Regions from separate parts of the Homo sapiens genome. Here region 2 is linked to region 1. Evidence: chromatin contacts called from ENCODE Hi-C data. All regions are on one chromosome and are shown on one strand. The core of a region is the stretch at or near the end of the contact, and the rest is flanking DNA. Distances in the headings are between cores, read along the strand shown.

Region 1 (5,831 bases), core at 1,219-3,718:
GTAATCCCAGCACTTTGGGAGGCTGAGGCGGGCAGATCACTTGAGGTCAGGAAATCGAGACCATCCTGGCCAACATGGTGAAACCCTGTCTCTAACAAAAATACAAAAATTAGCCGGGCTTGGTGGCGGGCACCTGTAATCCCAGCTATTCAGGAGGCTGAGGCAGGAGAGTCACTGGAACCTGGGAGGGAGAGGCTGCAGTGAGCTGAGATCGCACCACTGCACTCCAGCCTGGGTGATGGAATGAGACTCTTCCTCAAAAAAAAAGGGGGGGGGAATAATGCGTTCCTCCTCTTCACCCAGAGGAACGTGGAGACACCAGGGGCCTCTGGCTCAACCTAAGCCTCAGGGATTCTTCGGCCCTGTAAACGAGACCCTTTCCTCAGCCACCCCCCAGCCCCGAACCCCTTCTGGGACAACTCTTCCTGCTTAGTCCCCACGTCCACTCAGGGCCCCAGGAGATGGCAGACATGCCTGGGAAGGCCAACACCCTGGCCCTGTAGCCGGAAAGCTTGGAGGGCCACTGGAGGATCACGTCCACGGAGCCTGGCGGGCACCATCCACCACTGCCAGTGGTACCAGAACCTTTCCTGCCTTCCCAATGAGGCCCTCCCCGACCCTCCACTCATGAAATACACCTGAATCACCCCGTGCATTCCGGGTGCTCCCTAAACCCCAGTCCTGTCCCCCTGTACTTCTGCCATCCGGGTCGGCCTCCCCAGGGAATGTGGTGCTCAGGGAGGGGCTGTGGGATCTGTTCACAGTGATCCCACAGCACCTAGCCTGAACTGCACACAGCACACATTTGCTCACAGCGAGGCTGGGGCTCCTACAGGCCCAGCACCCTCTGGACGGCGGCCAAGAGCCAGCTAGAGAGAGGGACGGCCAATCTGCCACCCTGCTGCCCGGGTCTTCTGCAACACCTGGGACTGGCAGCAGCCTCAATCCTGAGAGACCTCACACCCGGCAAATGGAGCTCCAGACCCGCAGGAAAGGCTGAGTCCTCTGAGAATTTATTACTACGGATCACAGCAGCAACGGGCGGGAAGGGCGGCGCCAGACTCATTTGCCCCGCAGGTAGATCTTGGGGGTCTGCCAGCCTTCGGGGGCTTCCTTTAGCCCCGCCTTCAGCCAGATGCGCCTCAGGTCTTTCTCGAACTTGATCTGCAAGACGCAGAGAGAGGGACCGCCAAGTAATTCGTGGCAAAGAAACGTGTTCTCAGCACTTTGCCCTCCCAGGGCCAAGCAGGGGGCCACTCACCTGCTTGCGTCTCAGGCGTCCCTCCTGGACCTTCCTCCGCAGGAACCGCGTCTTCTTCACCAGCTTCCGGTACTTGTGGTGGTTCATCTTCCGCCGGCGGATCTTCAGCACGTTTTTGCACTGAATTTGAGGCGCATCCGCGACGCCTTCATCCCCCTGCTCGGCCCCTTCCCCTATCTGGCTGGGCGGACACTGGTAGGATTGCGGTGGAGCCACAGTCCCTGCGGTCCCGGTATCCAGTCTGGGCAGGAAGCAGCGGGCCGTGAGCCAGCTCTCCAGGGGGCTGACGGACATCTTCCTGGGGACCAGCATCTCCTCCAGCTCCAGCTGGGCCCCCTTGCGAGGGAGAGAGGCCGCCCTACCTGGGCCGGCCGGCGATGTGCTGTAAAGGGGCCCGCAGACCCGGCTGCCCAGCACTCCAGAGACGGGCCAAGGCGGGCGGCCGCCTGCAGAAAACCAGACGCCACGGTCACCGCTCGCGAGACCACACAGGCCCGTCGGGTTGAGGAGCAGCAGGTTCGTCCCAGCGAGGATCCCCCGCACCTCATTCCTGGCCTGAACCCCTGAGGTTCCCTCTGTGAGCATCGGAAGCTTAGAGGGGAAAGAGTGTGTGTGTGGCCACCGGCCCTGCCCCAGCGGAGCTGCTGAGACCCGCACTCCTAACCAGGTGTGCATCCTCCCATCCGCCCCCGCGCGGCTTCCTACCTGCCCAAGGAACGGCCCTCAACAGCTGGGAAGTCAGGCGCCCCAGGAGCATGGTCTGTGGGCGGCGGCCACAGGTCCCAGGGGAGCTGGAACACAAGTGCCCGTTCAGGTCAGGCGGCAGCGCCTTCAGTAGTCGCGGGCGGGCCGGGACTGGGGCGTCTGGTCCCGCCGCGACCCTCGCTTCCCTTCTCCCTCCGCCACCCCAACCCACAAGGAGGACTTTGCTTCCAACACAGCTCGCGCCCCGAGGCTCCCAAGCCCCCGACGCGGGCGGTGTCGCGCTCGGACGCACCGAAAGGTCCCAGAACGGGGAGGCCGGCCCCCTCCCCGGGTTCACCCCCGCGCGAATCGCGTTGCCTGGCGCCCGGACCCTCTCGGCTGGACCCCGGGCCCGCCTGCCGCAGCGCCCGGCGCCCTCAGGCCTCCCGCTGACCCTTCCCAAGCCCGACCTCGACGCGGCTCAAATTGACCGTTCTGCGGCCGCCCTCGGGCACTTCCGGTCCGTCCCCAAGTCGGCCCCGATCGGCAGCGGCCACCCGGCGGTTCCTACGCACAGCGCCCGCTGGCGTCCTCGCGGCCCCCGATTCTGCATTGGCTCAGGCCCCGCCGGGCCCGAAAGGCGACGGTTTCCGGTTAGTGGAATCACGGTCCCAGTCCTCGCGCGGTTCCTCAGCTCCGCCTGGTCCCTTACGGAGGCAAAAAACTACATTTCCCACAATCCCAGGGGGTGCGGGCCCTGGATATACCCGCAGGTCCAGAATCGTTTCCGGACCACCCAGGGGCCGGATTCCCAACGGGCCGACGGAAGTGCGGGCTCAAGACTACGGAAGTGACGTATCTGGCAACGGAAGTGGAGTTACGTGGAAGGCGGAAGCGTCTAGAGCTATTTCCCCCGTTTTTGCTAGAGACCAAGGACCCGGAATAAGCACTGAGCCTGCGGTACCGGGCCTCCCCGACTCCTCATTCCTGGGGTTAAAAAAAAAAAAATAAGACGCAGGCTGGGCGCGGTGGCTCAGGCCTGTAATCCCAGCACTTTGGGAGGCCGAGGCTGGTGGATCACCTGAGGTCAGGAGTTCGAGACCAGCATGGCCAACATGGTGAAACCCCGTCTCTACTAAAACTACAAAAATTAGCCTAGCGTGGTGGCAGGCGCCTGTAATCCCAGCTACTCGGGAGGCTGAGGCAAGAGAATCGCTTGCGCCCAGGAGGCAGAGGTTGCGGTGAGCCGAGATCGCACCACTGCACTCCAGTCTGGGTGACATAGATCCTGTCTCAAAAAAATAAATAAATAAATAAAATAAAAATCAGACTCACACTTTTTGTCTGAGAACTAAAAGCAGCCTCTCTGGTGGATTGGGTTTGGCTGAGCCCCTAATGATGCTCCCCAGAGTAGGCGCTGCCAACGTGTAGCTTCACCTTTCTACTCCAGACAGGCCCCTTTGACCTCCGTGAGGTTGGCTAATATAGAGACCCCAGCATGGACTTGCAGGGGCGCCTGGTGGGAGAGGGGTGTGGAGCAGAGCCTGCTGGGCCTGCTCGGAGACTTGCCTTGCAGGAGGGTCTTCCAGGGACGCTTAGCAGGAAGTGGAAAGGCCAGGTCATCTGCCGGGCCCAGCCTGGCTAAGCAGTGAGTGACAGGTAGGATAGGCCAGTGTGAGGACATAAAGTTCAGGCTCCAGGCCCACCTCTACAACTGAGGTCCCCAGATGACTCTACGTTACCCCTCAGAGGGGCTACTTGGGACTCCAAGCAGGAAGGTTTACGAACGTTATTTGCGGGCCCGCCCTTCACCCCTGCTGCACAGCTTCCCCTAGTGGATTTGGCCGTAAATGAGCAGACTGGTGCCTCCAGAGCAGCCCTCACCTTGGTGCCCCTGTGTTTGTCTTCACCCGGCTGGGGTCCAGGGAGATGCAAAGAATCCATCAGAGAACAGGTGAGCATGTTGAGAAGAACCAGAGAACCAGAAATAACCTGGGCTGGCAACCTTGGCCTTCAGGCTTCTGAGGCATTGACGTGCAGATATAAGTACCTCCCCTGAGTTAGGGACTGGTAGAAGAAACGGGATGTGGACATTTCAGTCTGAGAAAGTCTTGAGGAGCAGGATGAACCAGGGTGTCCTTCCCCCTCTCAGGAAGTAATTTCAGGGAGGTGAAGTGAGGAAGACCACTCTGTTGGGGTCCCTGTACCCAATAGGCTCCAGGCCAAAAGGGAAAGGTCCCAGCTAGAGCAGGACCCAGCTGCTACAAGGCTGGGGAATTATCATTCAGCTACAGGAGCTGCATGGAGCCGGCCCGGGAGGCTTGCAGACAGTGGCCACCCCGATGAATGCCCGGGCCAGACCTGACTGGCTGCCGCCCACAGGAGTGGCAGGAACACTTGTTGGAAGCGCCAGATGCTTGTGTGAGCAGAGCTGCCAAGCTAGATGAGCTGGAACTAGACTAGGAAGATCAATCCTTTACAAACATCTGAGGAAGAAAAAATGCAGTGGAAGAATCGGGGAGGGTGCATGGGTTATGATTCCTAATTTTTAAACAAAGGAACTCTAGTCTCTCAAGGGAAGTACACAGTTGCTGCACATACCTGTTTTCCCCAAAATACCCATTTGTCTTCAGGAAAGTTTTTCTTTAGAAACTTCAGAATTTTGGTCGGGCAGAGTGGTTCACACCTGCCTGTAATCCCAGCACTCTGAGAGGTCGAGGCGGGCATACTGTCTGAAGTCAGGAGTTCGAGACCAGCCTGGCCAACATGGCGAAACCCCATCTCTACCAAAAATACCAAAAAAAAAAAAAAAATTAGTTGGGTGTGGTGGTGCACACCTGTAGTCCCAGCTACTCCGGAAGCTGAGGCAGGAGAATCTTTTGAACCTGTGAGGTGGAGGTTGCAGTGAGCCGAGATCGTGCCAATGCACTCCAGCCTGAGTGATAGAGCGAGACTCTGACTCAAAAAAAAGGTGGGCATGGTGGCACAGACCTGTAGTCCCAGCTCCTCAGGACTGGGTCGAGGGCAGAGTGGCCAGACGCGACAGCGTATACTGGGGGAAAGACATATTGGCGACCCAGCGCACATCTGCCTATAATACTTAAATAATCTTAAGATCGTGGATAATAGTGATCTTATTAAAATATGAAACTATGGGTTTTCAGTATTTCCTTTTATTAGCATAATTTAACCATAAATGTATCTGATTTATAAATAATGGCTGTGTAGCAGTTGGTGTACAAAACTCCTGAAAGCTTAACAGCTAGCGGTCCCGCTGCACCCTGGCCCACACTGGCTCCCACAAGCTACTGCCAGGCTCTGACAAGGCATCAGGGCCCTGCCTGTCTGCAGCTTTTGCCCCAAGACTTTGGGGCTCCTCAGCTCAGGGCAGAGCCTGAGCTCCAGCCTGGGTCCACCCTCGGCCACGCCGCCTTTAATGCTCCTCCAACCTCCGGGCCACAGATACAACATTCCTAAAAATTCTGAAGTTTCTATTTCTTTTTTTTTTTTTAAACAGACAGAGTCGTCTTGCTCTGTCACCCAGCCTGGAGTGCCGTGATCTCGGCTCACTGTAACTTCTGCAACTTCTGCCTCCCGGGTTCTAGCAATTCTCCTTCCTCAGCCTCCAGAGTAGCTAGGAATACAGGCGCACGCCGCCACACCCGGCTAATTTTTTGTATTTTAGTAGAGACGGTTTCACTGTGTTGCCCAGGCTGGTCTCGAGCTCTTGAGTTCAGGCAATCCACCTGCCTCGGCCTTTCCAAGTGCTAGGATTACAGGCATGAGCCACCACGCCCGACATTTTTTTTTTTTTTTTTTTTTTGAGAGGGAGTCTCGCTCTGTCACCCAGGCTGGAGTGCAATGGCGCGATCTCAGCTCACTGCAA
Region 2 (5,995 bases), core at 2,384-4,883, 200 kb before region 1:
TGCGGTTTCTCCTCCTCCTCCTCCTCTCCATAAGCACCGGGAACAAAACAGAAAAAAGTCTTTGTATAGTAATAAAGTCTGCAGTTCACGCACCCATGCTTGGACCAGCTCCTTATTTTAACCACACGTGCACAGACCCCCGCCGTGCAAAGGGCCCAGCTGAGGACAGAACCCCAGACACTGCATCCGGCCCCGGAGGCCCCCAAGGTTCCTGGGAGAGGCTCCCTCCCTCCCTTCCCTCCTCTTTCCCTCCCCCTCCTCCTTCCTCTCCTCCATCCCTCCTTCCCCCTCCTCCCTCCTCCTCCTCTCTCCGTCCCTCCCTCCCTCCTTCTTTTGCTCAGGAATCTTCCCTGACTCTCCTGTGGTCAGCTCAGGTCAAGGTTCTGGGGGAAGGGGGAGTCCCTGAGTGGAGACACCTCAGCCTGTGCTGAAGGGAGCTACCGAGGGGGCAGCCGGTGGCCCTGGGGGGCCTCTCTGAGCAGGTGACCAAGAGCGTATGGTGCCGGCCAGCAGGAGCGAGGGCTGCGGACAGGATGGAGGCAGCCAGGCGCCAGCCAGGAGGGCTTCCTGGTCCAGCCACACCTGCCCCGGTGACAGCCACAGGTTGGTGGCAAAGGGGCCACCTCCCTTCCAGTGGCAGGGCCTGGCCTGCCTGGAGACCCCACCCACTGCCCGAGAGGTGCCAGGCCTCCCCCATTCTGCCTGGCCCTGGGGGCTGCACCCACCTGGACACGCGGGCCGGGCACACCCACGGCCCAAGGTCCTGCTCCCACCTGCCCTGCGCAGGAACCTTGCTGGGGCTACAGGTATCCGTGGCTGCCACACCACCCAGATTTTGGGATTAAGGGGCAGAGTTTTCAAGTTTGAACTCAGGAAAGCTGTGAGGGACGAGGTAGTGCCTGGCTGGGGAGCCTGGGGGCTTCTGAGGGCGGTGGGGAGTCCTCAGGCCTGTGTGGGGCCCCAGGGAGGGGAGGCTGCAGGGGTTGGGGGACCTGCCCGCTGCACCCCCTCTCCCCCCACACAAGGAAACCCGTCCTCCGAGGTGTGTGTCCAGATCACATCCTCCAAAGGCCGGTGCGCCACAAAGATGAACACGGGGCTCTCCCTCCCAGCCCAGGGGCAAGGACCCTGCCTTGCTCTGTTCCCGGAAGGGCCAGTTCTGGAGAGGAGCTGGGCGAGTCCTTCCCATCCCCATCAGCTCCTGTCAGGCCACCTGCCTCAGCCTCAGGGAGGAGGGGACACACGTAGGCCCCTTCCCAGAGTCAGAGCTTCCGAACCCGGATCTGCTGCTCCCAGCCTGGAGAGCCACAGCAGCCACCGAAGGAACCCCCCACCCGTCACCCCCACCAAGTGGGCCCTGCTCCCCGAAGGCCCAGCCACTCAGCCCAGGACCTGCCCCAGCCCCACCTGCCACCTGACCTGAGGCTCCCAGAGGGCAGAGGGGCCTCCTGGGTCTGCTCCGCACCAGGGTCCAGCGGGACCATCTCAAAGCTTGAGCACCAGGCGCAAGGTGGGAGTGCGGGGAGGGGACGAGGACACTGTTCCCAGCTGGACAGAACCAGGAGGACGGTGGGAGACGCCCCCCACCGCCCCGCTTCCGAGAGCTCTCTCTTCCTTCCAGGGACTCCCCAGGGACAGCCGGGGCCCCTTCTTCCCCCACAGCTCAGGCCCCAGGGACACAGAGCGGGGAACCCCCAGGCTGCCGCCCCGGCGTGGGTCGGGGAGGCGGCTCCGGAGCGGGCACCACACTCTCGAAAGGGTGGCTTCTCCTCCCGGCTGCTGAAAAACCACACAGGCAGGCACAACAACAGACGCTTACGCCCGCATCTGGAGGCCAGAACTCCAAAGCCACAGGGCAGGCAGGGCTGCACCCCTCTGGGGGCTCCAGGAGAGGACCCTGTCTGCCTCCCCAGCCCCTGCCAGCTCAGGCATCAGTGGCTGTGGCCGTGTCACCCATCTCTGCCCCCCAGTCCCACGGCGTCTCCCCCACGTCTGCGTCTCCTCTCTCCACCTCCCTCTCAGGGGGGCAGAGGCCATTGATTCAGGGCCTGCCCTGGGTGATGTCACTAGAGATCCTGACGTAACCCCACCTGCAAAGCCCCTTCTTCTAAATAAGGTCACATTCGAGGTTTCAGGGCTATGATGTGGTTGTCTTTTGGGGGCACCACCAGCCCCCTGCAAGGGGACCCTAAGCACAGAGGCCCTCGTGACCCACGCAAAGCTCTGAAGGACACGGATGGGTAGGGGACACGTGGCTGGAGGCTCAGAGTTTGAGGCAGAGGGGATCAGACCGTGCCATGGGTCATGCCAGGAGCCCAGGACTCCCAGACCTCGTATCATTAGGTGTTTTAAAGAGAAGGCGAGGGCAGGCCAGGCGCAGTGACTCACGCCTGTAATCCCAGCACTTTGGGAGGCCGAGGCGGGCGGATCACCTGAGGTCAGGAGTTCAAGAGCAGCCTGGCCAACATGATGAAACCCTCTAAAATTAATAATAAATTAATAATAAAATAATTATAATAATATAGAAAATAATATATAAAATAATAAATATATAAAATATAAAACAAAATAAAAATAAAAAATAAAATTAATATTAAAAATACAAAAATTAGCTGGGCACTGTGGTGGGCACCTGTAATCCCAGCTACTCGGGAGGCTGAGGCAGGAGAATTGCTTGATCCTGGGAGGCGGAGGTTGCAGTGAGCCGAGACCGTACCATTGCACTCCAGCCTGGGCAAAAGAGTGAGACTCCGTATTTTGAAAAAAAAAAAAGAGAGAATGTGAGGGTTAAACAAAGACACACAGAGATGGAGAAAGGGCAGCCTTACATCAACACGGGTACATTGCAAACACCTGCAGAGGTGGGGGACCAGCTGGATGCCAGAGCCCACTGCCGCCTACGGGCTGGGGTGCCTATAGGTATGGGTGGGAGCGGCCCGGGCCACACGGCTTCAGGATGAGGCCGTTTGTTTGGCCCTTGTTCCCGCAGAAGGTAATCGTGATGTTCCTCGGTGTTTTTCCCCGCAGAGTGTTCAAGTCAGGTGTCGGGCAGGCTGTTCCTCACGGCCCAAACCCCTGCGGAATGCTTCACTTTGGCCGAGGTCTGTGACACAGCGAGGGGCTTACAGAAAGGTGCAGTTTGGACCGATAGATGTGAGTCCCCCTCTGGGGGGCACTCACTTTGTGGAGCCCCCGGTTCCTGTTTGCAGAGGGGGGCACAGTGGCACCTCGTCCGCTGTGGAGTGAGAACAGGGACCCGACCACGTGAAGCACAGAGAATGCTCAGGGATCGGCAGCCGTGTATCCAGCCAACATCACCAGGGTGCACGCAGAGCCTGGCCCGGGCCAGGTCCTGGGGTGCTGAGCATGGGTGGGGCCTGAGAGACGGCTCAGGGACCATCCTGGGAGGGCCGGGCGGAGGGGCAGCAACTGGGGCTCAGGCTCAGGCAGTCCCAGCAGTGACTGGGAGGCAGCTGTGCCCATGAAGCTGTGCCCTTCTCCAGCCTCAGCCCTCAGCCCGGCTTCCCGGGCTGGCCCCGCCACTCAGCAGCCCCTCCCCATCCTCCGAAAACCCAAGCTCACCTCTGGGTTCCGGCTGGGTGGGGGTTGCCAGGAGACGGTTGCCAGGTCACCACTGTTGTTTCCTGGCCCAGGCTCCCAGGACCTTGTGGGCTGGGCAGGTAAGAAGCGCCGGCGGCCACCAGCTGGGGTCCAGTGGGCTCGGCCCCGCCCTCCTACGCCCTGCCTGCGGGTCCCCTCGGGAGGCTGCTCAGGAGAGGAGGAGGCTGGGGAGGGGACTGGACAGGGATCGGGTAGGGTGGGGCCAGGCTGAGCCTGCTCTGCGGGTCCCGGACCCCAGCGCCACCGTGCGAGAGGCTCGGGTCCAGGCCAGGCCGGGGAACGGTGTGTGTACCCGGTGGGGTGGGAGGGCTGGGCAGCCCTGGGACGAGCTCCGTGGCCTGGGACCAGGTCTGCCTCCGCAGAGCAAGTCCTGGACGGACGGCTGCTTGAGCCCACAGGTCGTGCGTCCTTTGACAGCGGCCTCCGGCCGGGAGGCACCAGCTCTTCGAACAATGTCAGTACCTTCCTAGGGCCCCACGTGGCCAAGCTTGGATTCTGGGGGGAGAACTCGCAGCAGGACACTAACATGTGGTCGCTTTTTGGATGATTTCTTCAGGTTTAAAAGTCTCTTCTGTTCATCCTACCGGGGTGCCGTCTCCTGCCGGTCTTTTCATCTCACCAGGTAAAACGCTTATTTTACAATTTATTGTAAGGTCGTGCACCAAGTTTCCACGCCGCCTTTACACCGTGTCCCCACCGAGGGGCGTCACAACCGTCCTCCACACCGGGCGTCACCGGCTTCCCAAGTCCCACCGCTATAAAGGACACGTCAGTCAGCATCTCGGAGTGAGACGCTTTCCTTCTGGATTCAGAATCGCGTCCGTCAGAGACTCCAAAGCACATTTGCTAGATCGACAGGCGTGAGGAGCCAGCGGCTCCCGGCGCTTGGGAGGCTGCGTCCCACCTGCATTCAGGCCCCGGGTTCACCACACACACAGCGGGCAGCTGCTTAAGAAACCTTTGATTTCAGTCCGGGGCGGTGGCTCACGCCTGTAATCCCAGCACTTTGGGAGGCCGAGGTGGGCGGATCACGAGGTCAGGAGTTTGAGACCAGCCTGGTCAACATGGAGAAACCCTGTCTCTACTAAAAATACAAAAATTAGCCGGGCATGGCAGCAGGCGCCTGTAATCCCAGCTACTCAGGAGGCTGAGGCGGGAGAATTGTTTGAACCTGGGAGGCGGAGGTTACAGTGAGCCGCGATTGCGCCATTGCACTCCAGCCTGGGCGACAGAGTGAGACTTCGTCTAAAAAAATTAAAAAAAAAAACACCTTTAATTTCAATGACAAGAAATAACAGCTCACAACTTATTTAGTTATTTGTGAACATCATAAGGACATAAAGTTAGAAAAGCCCAAAGGAGGCCTCAGGCTTACGATGAAATCAGCACCTGGCTGCCTCTTCCAGCTGCTGCTTCTTCTGCAGCAGAAGAGACGGAGGCAGTTTCCTGGGTGGGGGGGTGGGTGCTGTGCTTCCGCTTTCTAACTGCCTGTTTCCAAAAAGCACCTGATGCTGCTGCTTCTGGAGCTTCCAGTGCAGAAATTCCCCGTGGACGGTGAAAGGGGCTTGTCTTCCACACGCTGCCCTGTCCATATCATCCCGGCACGAATGATGTTTGGGGCAGAGCTGCCCGGCCTCCCCGGGTGGTGCCCATTTGTTTTCCTCAGAGTTGGCGATCGCCTTGCTTTTCACATGTGCTTGTGTTCCCGCCTATCCTGAGCTGTCCCTGAGCTCTCTGCCTCCCGTCACCCCCACAGTCACCATCACCACAGCCCTGCAGACTGCGCAGTGTGTGGCGGGTGCTGTCCTGACATTACATGTGGAAACTCCATCTTTGCAGCAACCCTGCGAGGCTGCTGCTCCCAGCTGCTGTGCAGGTGGAGAGAGGCTGCTGTTGTGCAGGTGGAGAGGCTGCTGCTCCCAGCCGCTGTGCAGGTGGAGAGAGGCTGCCACCGTGCAGGTGGAGAGAGGCTGCCGCTGTGCCGGTGGAGAGGCTGCTGCCGTGCAGGTGGAGAGAGGCTGCCGCTGTGCCGGTGGAGAGGCTGCTGCTCCCAGCCGCTGTGCAGGTGGAGAGAGGCTGACGCTGTGCAGGTGGAAAGAGGCTGACGCTGTGCAGGTGGAGAGGCTGCTGCTCCCAGCCACTGTGCAGGTGGAGAGAGGCTGACGCTGTGCAGGTGGAGAGGCTGACGCTGTGCAGGTGGAGAGAGGCTGCCGCTGTGCAGGTGGAGAGACTGCTGCTCCCAGCCGCTGTGCAGGTGGAGAGAGGCTGACGCTGTGCAGGTGGAGAGAGGCTGACGCTGTGCAGGTGGAGAGAGGCTGCCGCTGTGCCGGTGGAGAGGCTGCTGCTCCCAGCCGCTGTGCAGGTGGAGAGAGGC

Evidence for each region. A loop is a pair of places that touch in the nucleus more often than their neighbours do. Pooled maps may share reads with other maps.
Region 2: a loop to region 1 is called in a pooled map, with 2.2 times the contacts of the local background. The contact joins the promoter of TTLL10 here to the promoter of AURKAIP1 in region 1. A Hi-C loop is called at or near these places in 1 of 50 pooled maps.

The regions. Positions count from the first base shown.
Region 1 is chr1:1,372,739-1,378,569 of GRCh38, forward strand. AURKAIP1 (aurora kinase A interacting protein 1) reads right to left here and starts at 2,469. Exons shown (of 4, transcript NM_017900.3): 1 at 2,416-2,469; 2 at 1,967-2,052; 3 at 1,262-1,707; 4 at 998-1,164. The coding sequence starts at 2,018. The coding sequence ends at 1,063. RefSeq lists silencers at 2,210-2,259, 2,280-2,459 and an enhancer at 2,255-3,160.
Region 2 is chr1:1,170,247-1,176,241 of GRCh38, forward strand. TTLL10 (tubulin tyrosine ligase like 10) reads left to right here and starts at 3,634. Exons shown (of 16, transcript NM_001130045.2): 1 at 3,634-3,680; 2 at 4,039-4,075; 3 at 4,178-4,243. It overlaps TTLL10-AS1 (TTLL10 antisense RNA 1), which reads right to left. Exons shown (of 2, transcript NR_173246.1): 2 at 2,810-5,995. It overlaps MIR200BHG (MIR200B, MIR200A and MIR429 host gene), which reads left to right. Exons shown (of 2, transcript XR_007065348.1): 2 at 1-92. RefSeq lists enhancers at 560-1,127, 5,351-5,869 and a silencer at 3,784-3,873.